2 separate regions of the Mus musculus genome follow, and region 2 is linked to region 1. The links are chromatin loops, found by intact Hi-C in ENCODE. Cell type or tissue: heart. All regions are shown on one strand. Links, peaks and the distances in the headings refer to the core of each region. The heading gives the core; the rest is flanking DNA. Region 1 has its middle 48 kb from the start of Gm23311. Region 2 holds the start of Gm22927 (a small nucleolar RNA gene).

The links. Hi-C counts contacts between places; a loop is a spot of excess contacts. Peaks named below come from ENCODE experiments on the same cell type or tissue, not always from the same donor. Only the 100,000 strongest peaks of a DNase experiment are listed, where the experiment ranks them.
Region 2: a loop joins it to region 1, with 7 times the contacts of the local background. A loop is called at or near these places in 10 of 42 quality-filtered maps.

What each region holds. Positions count from the first base shown.
Region 1 is chr11:71,332,542-71,340,882 of GRCm38, reverse strand. It overlaps the pseudogene Gm17874. Among named protein-coding and RNA genes, the nearest start is that of Gm23311, 48 kb to the right of the region's middle. In heart, for the core only: a CTCF peak has its summit at 3,269 (motif pointing left); no DNase peak of the experiment used is centred there; H3K27me3 peaks cover 351 bases.
Region 2 is chr11:71,843,149-71,851,489 of GRCm38, reverse strand. Gm22927 (a small nucleolar RNA gene) reads left to right here and starts at 3,284; the gene lies at 3,284-3,414. In heart, for the core only: a CTCF peak has its summit at 3,322 (motif pointing right); no DNase peak of the experiment used is centred there.

The sequences.
Region 1 (8,341 bases), core at 172-8,171:
CAGACTGATTTCCAGAGTATAACCCAATTTTAAAACAGAGAATAAAACTAAACAAAGAGTTCCCAAAAGATGAAGTATAAATTTCTGAGAAACATTTTTTAAAATGTTCAACATCTTTAGCCATCAGAGAAATGCAAACTACTTTATCAGAGAAATTAAAACTACTTCCCCAAGATAGAATGGCCAAAATCAAAAGACCAAATGACAGCATATCCTGGTGTGAATGTGGGGGAAGGGGGGAACTCATTCACCACTGGTGTGAGTGCACACTGGTGTAGCAACTTTGGAAATCAATGTTGAGTGTTTGCTTATTTGTTTGTTTGTTTCAAGCTAACGATAGATCTGCCCTATAATCCAGCTATACCACTCTTGGGCATTCCAAAGACTACTATATCCTACTCTAGAGGTTCCAGAAATACCTACTCATCTATGCTTATTGCTGTTCTATTTATAATAGCTAAGAAATGGAAACAGCTTAGAGATGTCTATCTTAGAATTTCTGTTGCAGTGATAAAAACACCATTATCAGCTCTCAGCCAAGGTCAAGAGCTGGCTCCTTTCCAAATACAGGCAACCAGAAAAAAAAAAACTGAGTTCCACTGCTATATTGAGATATTCATGGCCCTCTCCATTGATCCTGTCTTCCAGAATGATTTAAAAAAATGGGAGTATCCTATACACAATCACAAACTCAGCTCAGTTCCTTAAATTTGGTACAGAAATATGGACAGAAAAACCTCTCCAATTTCATCAAGTATGTGGCTGGCCAAGATATAGTCCCCATGGACCCGTTCAAGGCTAGTAACTTATTCAAGAATAGGAACATGATACAGGTAGCAATTCAAAGGAATTCAGTATAGCAGGGAGATTTGGATCGTCTGCAGAGATAAGCAATATCAAAATATCAATGTCACAACTATGAAGGTCTGCTAGTCTGTCATCACACTACAAGTGAGCACCAACAAATGTGCCAGGAAGCCTGGTATGACAGCTTTGATATCAGGCAACATTTCTGGGACCCTAAGAACCACATCCTGCCACTCACATAACACTACATCATCAGCCTCCAGATGGGCATCAACAAGTTACCAGCCAGGAAGGCAACCTCCTCTCTAAAAACTAGCCTTTATGGTACCAGAAGATACCATGCCATGCAAGCTTCTAAGGGAAGAAAGCAACCAAGAATCCTACCCAACTATAATGCCTATGAACCTTAGCAATGACCAGAATGGCATGATAACCCTAAGGATGTAGTAGTGGCACAAACACCTTAGTGGTAACCAAGAGCTCAATAACAAAGACTGGCTCAACAAAGGATTTATTCCTAGTCCTGGAAACGCCCATGCTGCCAACAGCCAGAGCTAATGGAAACCATGGATTTTGGAAGAGAATGTCCAACTGCCACTTTACAAAACCAGCATAATCCCTAACTACATTTTAAATATTTGTCCTTATAAGTATAGTCCCCACTCCTCATCAAGAAAATTCTTTGCAGCAAATGAGGACCATTATAGAAAAACCACAATAAATCAAAATACAGAGTTGTGGAACACAGTCCCAACTGATAACATCCACAACACAACATTTTCAGAAATGAAACACAATTATTTGTGTCAACCCTAGCTGAAAACAAAACAAACAAAATTTTGCAAACCAGAGGTTGTGGAGGATTTCATAGTGGTAGCTATCTAAGCTGTGAAAGCCTGGGAATGGCTCACAGATCCACTTTTATAGCATGCACAAGTCCTAAGGAGCCATGCCCAGAAACAAAGAAGAGAAACCAGAACACTAACTTTTGACAAAGGCCACAGACACATTGTTTTAAAAGCAGTTCTGCAAAAACAGTTGCTCAGCAACTATCCAGTCAACTCTTTACAGACACAATCCCTGTTACTACTTATGGTGGCCAGTACTACTGTTTTTAAATATGTGATATAAGCCTTCTCCAGCTTCCTCTAAAATTCTTCTTGCCTCACTCCTCCATGGTTTACTATGGCACATGCCTTCCTTCTGTCCCCCGATCTTTCCAGATAAATATTCTGTTTGGAACATATTTCTGGTTTTTAATTTAGACTGGCACTGCCTAAATTCACAGAGATTAAAACCATAAGACACCGTGAGTCCCAATATCTTCCTTCGCTTTACACTAAAGAGGAGCCTAGAACAAAGAGAAAGGAAGGCATGGGGAAGGTGGGTGGGAGGTTTGTTAAAAACAAACAAAACCCTTCCAATTTACATAGTTCAGTGAGTTCACTGTTTCGCCTAAGCCTGAAAATATACCAGTATCAGGAAATGAAGTGTCAAATTGTTGGGATTGTGTTGTTGTACTTCTGTTGCTAACCACACATGGAAATGGTTTCCCACATCACCCATCCTGCAAGGAGGTTGATTTGGGCTTTATGTTAGGAAGTATACAGACATGGGAAGAACTTGTTCACTCTCTGAGGGGTGGAGGCCAGAAAGACCATGTCTCCTAGAGGTGGAGGTGGCTGGAAAATCTTAGCCCTGAGGAATGATCCCACTGGTGACAGCTAGGGATTAGTCCAGCTTCAGAGATGGCCTCCAAGAGCAGGGGCAGCTGAGAACACAGGAAACTGCAGCCAGTATGAGTGACTTTCTCCTGTATCTACCGTCCTTTCTGCCTAATCCTTCAAGAGAATCCTGTTCCATCATATCTCATATTCTGGTCTCAGCTATGCTCCTGGAAACAACATTTTAGGGGTGCTCAGGTGAAGAACAGCAATGTTACAATTGGTGGCTTAGAAATGGACAACAGCTCTAGGAATCTTGGGAAAATAAAGATGGGCATAGTGTCCAACAAGACAGGCTGTCCAAGTAGCCAGTGGGAAGACTTAGAACTGACTCCAGACTCCCCACTGGACAATTTATGAACATTCTTAGAAATAACTGAGAGGAAGGGACATATGAAAAGGCTGGTGCTATAAGTTGCCAGGGTAGGGATTCAAGTCATTATAATTTGAATAGAGAAAGCAAGCATCCTTTCTTATATGTGGATTATCCATTAATTTCCGGTTGAAACAAGCAAGAAACAAGAAATCATTTTTAAAAATGTACTTCTAAAAGGCTCTTCTGAGAGAGAGAGAGAGAGAGAGAGAGAGAGAGAGAGAGAGAGAGAGAGAGAGAAAGCAGAGATTCAAGGCAACAGAAGTGGGTGACTTTCAAACTTCTGGTCTCAGAAGAGAGACAGCCAAAGGGGCTTTAGAGTATAAGAATTCAATAAACAGAAAGTACTTGAGTGTCATCTAGTGGCCGTATTTGATATCTGCTTAGAAGGATAAAAAAAATTGTAAAAGAAAGAAAACTCTCTCCAGATCTGAAAGCATCTCTGTGTTGATGTTGTGTGCACTGTCTCAGGCACAGAGATGGAGATGAGCCAGAGGAACACATGACATGACCAACAAACAGGCTAGGTCTTACATTCCAAGAGCTTCCATGATATTTTAAGGTAGAAGTCATGCAGAAAAAAATAAAATGAGGTAAAGTTCTAGAAGTGTTGTTTCATAAGAGGGATGTACCAAGCAAGCCTTTGACTACTCTTTATTTCTAAAGAGTGTCAAAGCCAGTGCATGGTCTCTGAATTGAGCATGGTCTCTTGGTGTGTTCAAGGATTAAGGTGACCAAGAGGATCAAGGCACAGGGAGGAAAGTGAGGTAGAGTGTATTGCCAAAGAGCTAGTGGAGGTGGGGTGGGGGTAGATCATGTCCCATGGCTGGTGAGCCTCTATGGTGATTTCAATAATCTGTAGACAGATGGTTTAGACTAGGGTGAGATGAACTGACTATAAGATTAAGTGAAGACTGTGTGCATCAGCAGGGAGAGTTATAGAGCTAGACCACTGATTTCTTTGAGCACAGTGAGAAGGATCATGTTCCAAGTCTATTTAAAAGACTGTGTGGTCAAACAGGGAAGTGGCTCAGCAGGTGAGAGCATTTGCAGCACATGCCTAATGACCTGAATTCAATCTCTAGAACCCACATTAAAAGCTGGGGAGTGCAGCATGCATTTTTAATACTCCCAGTACTCCTATGGTGAGACGGAAAGTGGAGACTCCAGTAAGGTAGAATGTGAGAAATAGCTATTGAATGTTGTCCTCTAACCTCCACAGGCACAGTGGCATCCATACATCCACTGACTCAACCAACCAACCAATCAGCCAACTAGCTGTCCAACCACCCAACCAACCAGCCAACTAGCCATTCAACCAGCCAACCAACCAGCCAACTAGCCATTCAACCAGCCAACCAACCATCTGACCAGCCAGCCAACCATCCAGCCAACCATCCAACCAGCCAGCCAGCCAGCCAGCCAGCCAGCCAGCCAGCCAGCCAGCCAGCCAGCCAACCAGCCAACCAATGAATTTAAAAGTTAAGAAGTATAGTGGGGTTGTGTGATAAATGCTTCCCAGACAAGCACAAGGACCTGAGTTCCATTCCTAGCACCCAAATAAAAAGCACGAGGAATCTAGAGACAGGAGGATCCTTTGAGTTCACTGGCCAGCCAACTTAGCTTAATCACTAAGTCCACTAAAGGAGTCCCACATGAAGACCCAGCTATGCAACTGTTACATATATGCAGAGGGCCTAGCTCTATCCCATGCATGATCTCTGGTTGATGGTTTGGTTTCTATGAGCCACTATGGGCTCAAATTAGTTGATTTTATAAGTTTTCTTGTTTGTCCTTGACCCTTATAGCTCCCTCAATCTTTCCTCCCTCTTTTTCACAGAATTACCCAAGCTTAATGTTTGGCTATAGGGCTCTGCATCTGTTCCCATCAGTTGCTGGGTGAAATCTCTCAGATGACAGTTAAAATCATTAATAGTGTCAGGGGTGGTATCTCTTTCATGGTACAGGTCTCAAGTTGGGCCAGTCATTTGTTGGCCTACCCCTCAAATTCTGCTTCATCTTTTACACCTGCACATTTGTAGGCAGGACAAATTGTGGATCTAAGGATTTGTGGCTGGGTTTGGTGTCCCAGTCTCTCCACTGAAAGTCTTGCCTGGTTACAAGAGATGGCATGTTCAGGCTTCAAACCCTTATTGTTAAGAGTCTTAGCTAGGGTCATCCTCATAGATTCCTGGGAGTTTCCATTATCTGAGGTTTCTAGCTCATCCTAAACAAGCCCCCCCCCAATTCCAGTTGTCTCTCCCACTACCCTCTCTCTCCACCTCCTTCTCACCTCATCTCTCCTGTTCCCCTCCCCAACTCCTCCTGCAGCCAGTTCCCTCCCTCCATCTACCCCCAGTGTCTAGTCTAATCTATTTCCCCTTCACCATGAGACTCAAGTGAGTCAGGTGGTCCTTTCTTGTTAATCAGCTTCTTGGGTCTGTGGTTTGTACAAAACTTATCCTTTACTTTACAGCTAATAGCTACTTATAAGTGAATACATACCATGTTTGTTTTTCTAGGTCTGGGTTACCTTACTCAGGACTATCTTTTTCTAGTTCCACCTATTTGCCTGCCTATTTCATGATGTCCTTGGTTTTAATAGCTGAGTAGTAGTCCATTGTGTAAATGTACCACATTTTCTTTATCCATTCATTGGTTGAGGGACATGAAGGCTGTTTCCAGTTTCTGGGTATTATGAAGAAAGCTGCTGTGAACATAGTTGAGCAAGTGTTCTTGAGGTATGGTAGAGAGTTTTAGGACTATATACCCAGGAGTGGTAAAGCTGGGTCTTGAGGTAGAACTACTTCCAATTTTCTGAAAAAAAAAAGTTAAATTTATTTCCAAAGTGATGGTACACATTTGTATTCCCACCAGCAATAAAGCAGCACCCCCTTGTTACCTCTTGAGTTTTTATCTTACCAATTCTGATGGGTGTAAGATGAGTCGCAGAGTCATTTTGATTTGTATTTTCCTGATGATTAAGGATGTTGAAATTTTCCTTAAGTGCTTCTCAGCCATTAGAAACTCCTCTGTTGAGAATTCAAATCTTTGCCATACTTTTAATTGGGTTATTTTGGTTTGTTGAGGTGTGATTTTTTTTTTTTTTAGTTCTTTATATATCTCGATATTAGCCCTCTTTCAGATAAAGAGTTGGTGAAAATATTTTCCCATTTTGTCCTTTTGATATGTCCTGTGTCTTGCAAAAGCTTTTCAACTTTATGAGGTAACATTTGTTAGTTGTTGATCTTAGTGCCTGAGTTATTAGTGTTCTTCTATTCAGGAAGTTGTCTCCTATGCCAATGCATTCAAGAATATTCCACACTTTCTCTTCTATAAAATCAGGATGACTGTTGCCTCATAAAATGAATTTGGCAGTATTCCTTGTGTTTCTATTTTGTGGCATAATTTTAGGAGTGTAGGCATAAATTTTTTGGCAACCTACTTTTAATAAATGTTCAACCTCTCCTCTTGCCCACCAGAGGTAGTGGAAGAGAAAAATTATTAGGAAACAGGGGAAGTGAACCTGTTCAGCAATAGTTCTTTTGGGGTAGCTTGATCTTCTTATAGCAGTTCAGACCTATAGCAAACACCAAATATGACTTAGCAGCTGCAGACCAGTCCTCTAGGCAGGCAGACACCAGGCACAACCCAGAACTGTAGTTCAATGCCGAAGAAACTGCCAGGCTTGCCAACCAACTGGCTGAGGCAAGGCTGAAGAAGTAGCAAGCTGCTGCAGGAACCTCATGAGAAGTTCTTGGGTTTCTCTCAATGGCAACATTGCCACAAGTTGAGTTCAACAATGCTATGTAAGGCAAACCAATACACGTGTGTTGTTAGCTAAGAATAGCGAGGCAAGCAAACCAAACCAATGCTTGTCTCCCATTGACTGTGGAGTCATACTTATACTTTTTCATCACGGGTCCTATCACATGTTTGCTTTATCAAAACATCCTTTTTCCTGTGTCTACTTTAGAAAAACATTCTTTCATGTGTCTGCTTTAGCAAGACATCCTTCACCTGTGTACCCCAGCCAAAACATCATTTGACATAACTGACTTTCCAAACAAACCAGAAGCTTCCACTTCAAAGGAGTCTTTGGTATTAGCGCTTCTTTGAAAGTCTGATAGAACTCTGCACTAAAACTGTCTTGGGTTTTTTGTTTTTGTTTGTTTGTTTTTTGATTGATTGGTTTTTAGATTTTGTTGTTGTAGTTGTCTTGTTTTGGTTTTGGTTTTGGTTGAGAGTCTTTTAATGTCTGCTTCTGTTCCTCGGGACTTATAGGTCTATTTAGATTGTTTACATGATCTTGGTTTAGTTTCGGTAATTGGTGCCTATCATGGAAAACATCCACTTTGTTTAGATTTTCCAATTTTTTGGAGTACAGGTTCTTGAAGTAAAATCTAATGATTCCTTGAATGTCCTCTGTGTCTGTTATTATGCCCCCTTTGCATTTCTGATTTTGTTAATTTGGGTATTTTTTCTTAGCCTTTTAGTTAGTTTCGCCAAAGGTTTGTCTATCTTATTGATTTTCTCAAAGAACCATCTCCGTGTTTCATTGATTCTTTGTATTGTTCTCTGTTTCTAATTTGTAAACGTGACTTTTATTTGCCAGACATATGTCTTTTCACAGCTTACTGCTGAATAAGCTCATCCCTTACAGTTCTTTCTGAACTCTGGCTATCTCATTCATCTCAGCTGTTCTGGCTCATTCCTCTCCAAGATGACATATTCAAGGCTTCTCTCAACTTCTTACTGAATTGCTTTGCTTGGCAATTCTGACTTTTATAATATGTTTTAATCTCTGGCTCCTCAGTTTCTGGCTCCTTCTATCTTCACCTGTGTTCTATCACCTGCCTTTGTAAAACTATTCTGCTAAAAGTGACACATACCACCTTTCTCTCCCGGTGCCTAAGGTAGTCTCTCTTTCCTGTGCTGTTCTTGTAACAGTAAGGTGTATCTTATCTCTGACTCATTCTGCCAAATCTTTCTCTAGTTCATCACTTTGTCTTCTCCTCAGTTAGATGTCTCTTTCAAACATGACTACTTCCTTTTACAAACCAATTTTACCTTATTCCAGCCAGAGGGATTAAAGGTGTGTACTAAGGGTGAGTCTGTATTCCGGATTACACAAACCTAGGTTTATGGATGTGATCCCTTGTGACAGTAGTCATGTTCATGGACTAAAAACTCTCTATATGATTTTATTGATTTTAGCCCTGAGTTTTATTCTTTCCTGCCATATACTCTTCTTGGGTGTGTTTGATTATTTTTGTTCTAGAGATTTCAGTTGTGCTGTTAAGTCACTAGTATGAAATTGTGGAATATCACTAAATATTTTCTTTTTAAAAAAATATGGTGTACTATCAAAGTAGACCTACGTTCCAGAAAAAGACATCAGATTCCATTATAGATGGTTATACACCACCATGTGATT
Region 2 (8,341 bases), core at 319-8,318, 510 kb before region 1:
GCTGAGGTTGCACCTTCACTCAGGCCCTCTTCTCTCCTCTCATGGTGCCAAGCCTCAGCTACTCTTCATGCCTCCTTCATGCCTCCAAAACCAGTTGTACCTGGAAATTTTTATACATTACCAAATGCAGCTGCCAGCATGAGATGCAGTTGCCCACCAGCCCCGAAGCTCCTGTGTGCTGACCCCAAGGGAACATTCCCAGAGGACTTCACATCAGTGATTCTGGTGCCTTCTTAATCTTTGTTATTTTTCCAGCTTCAGTTAGTCAGCATTGATTGTCCCAGGAAAGGAACAGTTTTACTTTAGTAGTTGTTACTTTAAAATGTCAATGGTTGAGGCATGCGGGCCAGCGGGTGCCACTACAATGGACGGATATGCAATGGAGAGGTGGGAAAGACAGAAGAGTGGAGCAGTGCTTGCACCATGGAGAGAGGCAGGATGGGTGATGGGTATGAGACAGGTCATTTTTCAGTGTGGTCAGAGGGGTGGTGCACGGCAGCACACAGACGTGGACTTAGTCCCTGAACGCCCTGGGTCTGGGTGATGACAGAGGCTGAGATGAGGAATGGTTTTCTCTCTGGATTGGAATTCCTTGAAGGAATTCCCATGTTACCACCTAGTGCCATGCAGATGCAATGGTATATGGTGCAACCCGAACCCATATTGATATCTGTGAGCCCTGCTGTTGCCAGGGTAGAGCAGATATACTGATGTGACTAGACTGTGCTGCCACCTGACGCCAGGGTGATGACAAGAGTCCAGGCTGCTTCCAAGGTCCTTATCTGGGTCTATGGTCCTATTACAGCTGGCCCTGTTCATGGTCTGTATTCTCACCAGAAACCACGAGGAAGCCCATGATCCAAGTTCCAGCTGACTGTAAAGAGCAAGGAAGCTACTTAGGCAGTGACATTGACGACTGCAACTGCACAATTGAGAAAGAGGGACGTGGAGAATTCTGTAATAACCCCCACTTCCCTACCCCACCCTCCACCCTGCAAAAAAGTAACAGCCTAAAAGAGAAGCCATCAAAGAGAAGTCTTAAAAATTGTGATAGGGATGCCGAAGTGTAGCTCCCACAACTGATGGCTTCCGGCAGGGGTAAAGGGTGGAGAAGGACTTAGCTTTCTTTAGAGTGCAGGCTACTGGGAGTTTGATCATGCTCCAATGTGTATATAGGCAACTTGATTTTGTTGTTGTTGTTGTTTTGTTGGGGGTGGGACACAAGGGTTTAGGGGGGCATACATGGAAGGACTGGGAAGTGAGTGTGATTGGGGTGTATAAGGTGAAATTCCCAAAGAATCAATAAAAATATCTTGAAAAAAAAATCAGTGATAGTCCTGAGAGAGTCTTTAAGAGATTCTCAAAACTTCCCTCTGCGACTTCACAAGCCTGGCCACAGTCATGTGTGTTGTTCTCAGCAATGTCTTCTAACTATCCACGGTAGTTCATTAACTTCTAAACACATACCAGCGTTTCCAGCCCCAAGTTCAAAGACTACCACAATCTTTCCAAAAGTATACGATCAAATATGTCACAAAAATATCTCATGAACTGTACCAATTACTATCTTAGTTTGGACTTTAGAGCTGTGATAAAAGGAAAACCATGACCAGAAGCAACTTGGGGGAAAGGTTGTTTATTTGATCTTTTAAATCTCAGGTCATACTCACTCTATCACTAAGGGAAGCCAGGGCAAGAACTCAACATTGGAACCTGGAAGCAGGAGCTGATACAGAGGTTGTGGAGGAATGCTGATTACTGGCTTGCCTGTCATGGTCATGGGTTGCTCAGCCTGTTTTCTTAAAGAATCCAGGACCACAAGTCATGGTGACACTGCTGATAGTGAGCTGGGTCCTCATACGTCAACCAATAACTAAGAAAATGCTATCACAAGCTTGCCCACAGTCCAATGCAGTGGAAGAATTTTCTCAACTGAGTTCCTCTTTCCAGATAATGTTAGCTTTTGTCAAGCTGACAAAGCAAAATCAACAAAACCCCAAAGGCAAAATAAAACAACAACAATTACAAAAACCCAACCAGGCTATGCATGAGAACCTGCCTGGAAAAAGTTTGATTACATGCACATATACAAATTTATTTGAACCAGAGAAATGGAGAAGATATTTGGGGAAATGGTCTGAGAGCAGACCACAGAAGAAGTTTCAATACATTCAGAATAATCTTCATTTCTGACAGTCTGTCTCTGTCTCTTGCTGTCTCTAGCAGTCTGTCTGTCTGTCTGTCTGTCTGTCTGTCTCTGTTTCTGTCTCTCTTTCTCCCCACCCCTGACACACAATAAAATTAGTACTCAACAACAAAGAGACGGTTTAAGCTTTAGCTTGGAAACTAAAAGGGATACTTCTAAATTACCCAGGGGTTAGAGAAAAAAATCACAACAGAAGTGAACAAAAAACATGTGTAGAAAATTATGAAAGCATTGCACACCAGGCTTGTCTGGTGCTGTCTCCTTCCCTCCTGATGGAGTAATTTATAGTCCAGAATGGAGTTATTAGGGAATTTAGAACAGCTGCATCTAACCCACAGCCCAAGCAATCAACTCAACAATCTTAAAGAGAAAAGGAAACTAGGAAGAATAAAATAATAAAGATAATGAGGACAACAGGCCCAGAACAAAACAAATAACAGCATACAAACCATGAAAGAAACACAGCAACAAAAGCAGCAGTGAGATGCTCCCAAGGCCGTGTCTTAACAAACCTCCATAAGATGGTCCAGAAGAGGAGCTGGAAGATATAACTGAACTATACTCAGAAGAAGAAAGCCTACGGGGAGACTAGATATGTCCCAGCTGCTATCAATGTCACATGCTAATCAGTCTGTAAACCTGGACAGTGTCCCTTAGGTTCTACTTGGACTCCCCTGGCTCCCGGCATAGGACTCTGGGCATGTACCATAGAGATGTGAAGAGGTTGCAGAGCTGACTTCACAGTCTGGACAAGAGCAGTTTTTTGTTTTGTTTTGTTTTGTTTTTGTTTTTGTTTTTTTATCTTGGGACCTCTTGCTCAATCATAAGAAAAGGGATTCAACCAAGTAGAATTTGTTTCCATGTGAACCACAAAGCCAGGGAGTGTGATTAGGAAAAGGTGAGACCAGGAAATCAGAGAGGAACAATGGTCAGATTGCAAAGCAAGAGATCAGTAGATAAAAAGGGTGGGGGTGGGAAGTCGTCGCTGGGGGACGATACCTGCCAAGGTAACAAGTCAGTATAAGTGCCATTGATCACTTTTATGACTGTGTGGCTCCCAGTCAATTATCTAACCATCCTGCCCCAAGAGGCATTGTAGTGTGACTGCTGTATCACATGTTTGTCAGTAGGTGGCAGAGAGGAGAGCGGCTGTGTCTATACTCAGTATTCTGACCTACAAACATCTGAATGAATAATAGCCTAACATTCCCCCAAAAAAGCTAGCCTGAGACAACCACCAGTCTGATGTCAGGGATCCTAGATAGGGAGCTAGCCTGAGGTGACTACTAGTCAGGTGCCAGGTAGGCCCAGATGGGCTTCCAGGATGGGGAGTTAGCCAGGAACTAGAAGAATCCTACCTGGGACCGTGGATCCTGGGCAGAAGTGAGCCTGAGATAGATGACCCTGGCAGGGGGGCGGGGCATTCATGCAGACTGCGCAAGGAGGGAGCCAGAGATGACCACCAGCCCGGCACCATGGGGCCTGGACAGAGAGCTAGGCTGAGATGATCACCAGTCCAGCACCATGTAGGCCCGAGGGCACAGACCATGGATAAAATAACCCCTGCCCCAAACCATAATGCATGAGCAGAGCATAGCCCTCCTGAGACCACTCCTAAGTTCACCCCAGACACTCATAGACCCCAGGTACCACTAGAAGGAACAAGTAAGTGGTGAGAGATGGAGGAGAAAGAGAAACAGAAGGATGTGCGCACAGTGATGAGAGGCAGGACTGGAGACTCGAGGGTAGGCGGTGGTATGAGTAGCCTGATGTGAGTAGCTGGTGATGCTATCTGGGACCATGGTGGGATCCTGGCCTGTGCTGCCACCAGGGGCTATGCCAGGGTCTGTGGTCCTGCAGCAACAAGGATCTGTTACCACCAAAAGCCAGGCAGACATCCCTGGTCTGGGTTGCCGTCTTGGGACATGTTGATGTCTGAAAGCTGTGCAGAACAGGGCCCACTCTTCACCTGAACAACATGGGAGAGCTGGCCCTGGCCATAATACCCAAACAATATACTTGCCTAAACAAGTTAACCCTGAAATCATTTACAAATGAGTAGCACTAAATGGACTGAATAGTGTGGTGTGTGTGTGTGTGTGTGTGTGTGTGTGTGTGTGTATAAAACAATGTGAAAGAAGCCACATTTCCAGAAGGAACAAGAGAAGGTATATGGGAGGTGTTGGAGGGAGGAAAGAAAAGGGGGGGGGGAATGATATAATTAAATTTTAGTTAAAAACACAGAATAATTAAAAAAAAAGACATATCCTGGTACCAGGGAGTGTACCAGTGAGGGGATTTTCATTCATTCTCAATTTCCCCTGCTGTGTGGCACCAGCACCATGTGCATGTCTGTCTGTGTCTATATAGGGCATGTGTGTATCTATCTGTATGTTTAAATCCTGCAAGCCATTAAATGCAGAGCAGTGGCTCAGCACAAATTCACTCCAAGGCCATGCTCATTAGCATCTGTCTACTATGTTTATCAGCATCCATCTATTCTCTAAACAAGAATCTAGTGGAAGAATATTTACCTAATGTGGCTAATTAGCAAGGAGCTTTCTGTGCTTGGATAGCTGCTGGGAATGAAGCATATCTATATCCTCCAACCACCAGCACTGGGGAGCCGGCTGGCCTTGGCTGCTTTAAAAGCTTCAAAGGACACAGCTGCTGAGTGTAATTTCTCCGTAACTCTGCTTCCTGCGCAAACAGCCCCCTTGGAAGACTCAGAGACCTCCAGCTCTGATAAGTCTTAATAAAATGTGATACAGAAAGTCAATACCCTGTTGAGTGAGGCCTCTCTTCCTCTTTTTGTTAAAATAACTTCTTTTTAAAAAGAAACAAGTCAATTCTTAGAAAGCCGGGTTGATAAGTCAGCATTTCTGCACTGATTGCTCTGCACGGCTTCATCTCCATCCAGGTGGACTCACGTGACACCTGAAGCTCTTCTGAACCAACCCCTCTGCCCCCTGACAGGCCTCTCTCCCTCTTTGGCAATGGTAGGACTGAATGAGTTGACTTTCCAACCATTCAGGGACACTTGATAAGAGTCAGGTTCAATGGTAGGCATGCATATATCCACTGGATGGTAAGCTATGTGCTTAGTCCTCAGGGGGCAGGAGAAGGTAAGTGAACAGGAAGTCAGGAGAATATGATGTGTGTTCTGATTGGTGGATGTGTGTGGTGCTTTAAAGGTGGAGGACCTATGACCATGAAGTAAACTCAGTGAAGAATCCATGGGTCAAGAGATATTTCAGCTGAGTCTGGAAGGAAAGGTGAAGTTCTTCTGATGAGCAAAATAGAGAGGAACGTGCATGCAGAAGGGACACTGTGGTATAAGGTAGAGAGGAACGTGCATGCAGAAGGGACACTGTGGTATAACATAGAGAGGAACGTGCATGCAGAAGGGACACTGTGGTATAAGGTAGAGAGAAACGTGCATACAGACGGGACACTGTAGTATAAGGTAGAGAGGAACGTGCATACAGAAGGGACACTATGGTATAAGGTAGAGAGGAACGTGCATACAGAAGGGACACTGTAGTATAAGGTAGAGAGGAACGTGCATGCAGAAGGGACACTGTAGTATAAGGTAGAGAGGAACGTGCATGCAGAAGGGACACTGTGGTATAAGGTAGAGAGGAACGTGCATGCAGAAGGGACACTGTGGTATAAGGTAGAGAGAAACGTGCATACAGACGGGACACTGTAGTATAAGGTAGAGAGGAACGTGCATGCAGAAGGGACACTGTAGTATAAGGTAGAGAGGAACGTGCATACAGAAGGGACACTGTAGTATAAGGTAGAGAGGAACGTGCATACAGAAGGGACACTATGGTATAAGGTAGAGAGGAACGTGCATACAGACGGGACACTGTAGTATAAGGTAGAGAGGAACGTGCATACAGAAGGGACACTGTGGTATAAGGTAGAGAGAAACGTGCATACAGACGGGACACTGTAGTATAAGGTAGAGAGGAACGTGCATACAGAAGGGACACTGTAGTATAAGGTAGAGAGGAACGTGCATACAGAAGGGACACTGTAGTATAAGGTAGAGAGGAACGTGCATACAGAAGGGACACTGTAGTATAAGGTAGAGAGGAACGTGCATGCAGAAGGGACACTGTGGTATAAGGTAGAGAGAAACGTGCATGCAGAAGGGACACTGTGGTATAAGGTAGAGAGGAACGTGCATGCAGAAGGGACACTGTGGTATAAGGTAGAGAGGAACGTGCATGCAGAAGGGACACTGTAGTATAAGGTAGGTTCTTTTTTTTCTTTTCTAGAGCTGAGGATCGAACGCAGGGCCTTGCACTTGCTAGGCAAGCGCTCTACCACTGAGCTAAATCCCCAACCCCATAAGGTAGATTCTAAGGACCTTCGCATATTTGATAAACTTCTGGGGGTTGGGGGAGCACAGACACATCACCCCTGCTTGGCAAAGAGTAAACATGTAAAACCTGCTCACTGGCAGAATGGTTAGCTTGTCACTAGAGCCACCAATTGGCAGGCTCTTTGGTAGAATCTGCTGATGGGAAGCATTTTTACAAGTGTGGACATCTTTGGCAACACCATTGTCTTCTCCTCTACCCCCATCACCACGATCTTCACTTTCTACGTCATCATCCTCATTACTATTATCTGCTCCTTTATCATCATCTCCCAATTGATACTATCACTATCACTATCACTACCATCACTCTGTCATGACCCACCATCTCCCATCACCAAAATCTCCCATTGCAACTATCATCACTCTCACTCCCATCAGGACCATCTCTCCATCGGATCCATTTCCTTGCATTAGAACCATCTCTCCATCACCACTATTACCCATCTTTACCACCCGATGGGTAGATCTCTCTTCTGAATAGAAAACATTTTCTCCTTAAAGGAGACTTTTTAGACCCAGGCGATGAGCAATACTCACAAGGATCCTCCAAAAGATTACAAAAGCAGTAACAATTGCTGAGAATAAGAGACTCTCCAAATAGCCTAGCTGCCTGCACCTATGCACAATCAGGCATTCAGTCTTTATGAGTTGTCATCCATGCTGGAGCAGATATTTAATGATGCAGCTGCCTTTGAGTCACTCATGCTCCCGTGTAAACCCTCACTCATATTTCTGTAAATAACATCAACAAACTCGCCACATCACTAAGCTAGATTTGAGTGAAACTGTTTCTGTGGTCTGTCATGAGTGCCTTGAGTAAACAGGCAATTGTTCATATCTCTCCAGGAAGAGTCTCACGTCACCGCCACCATCTACTGCATCATCATCTTCATCAGCACCATCATCACCATCATCTCCTGGGCAGGTAGGTCCATAGCTCTTCCCTTTCCTTGTTCTTGCTGCCTCACCAAGGAGAAAGGTCTCACTAGGTATGAAGTGAGGTTAAATGGTTGAGTGTAAGTACCTTGGTCTCTCTGGCCACAGTTTCTTTGCTGTCTAGCCTGACAATGCCTGAAGGCTGTTCTCCCCCCTTCCCAAACTCCCCTTGTAATATCCTCACTTGGATTGCCATGTGTTACAATCTTCAATTGTGTTAGAAAACCAAATTTTAGTCAAAATTTCAAGTCCATCTTTCTACCACATCTCATAGGGGGTGAAGCTATTTTTTTTATATGTTTCCCATTTATTTCTCAATTTCTTCAGAGCCCAGAGGAGTGTATACATGACATACCACTTAATGTACATGAAATTTCTATAAATTTTCTGGAATTGTCAACCACTGTGTTTATTGCTCATGGGTCACTTGCAGCCACCCAAGAACTCTACTAACCTTGTCTGGACTCCTTATTATGACTGAAAGCTGGTTGTGATGAACCCACTACACCAGAAATATAAGCAGACACAATTGTGTCTTCTCCCAATCTCAGAATTTATTGAATGACAATAAATTCATCAGCTACTTTAGTTTTGTTTTCTAATTTGCTGAGTAGTGTCTATTTTTCTTACTAGCTGATTGAGGCAAACACAAGCTCTTTTACTTTAGTCTAAAATATGAATATTAATTCAAATCACACATTGCATAGCCCATAGGTTACAGCAAGGTTAAGTTAAAGAGGCTGCAGGAAAGTTCAGAGTTCTGATGAGGCCTACAAGGAGAGCTGAGAGGGGTGCAGAGGGGA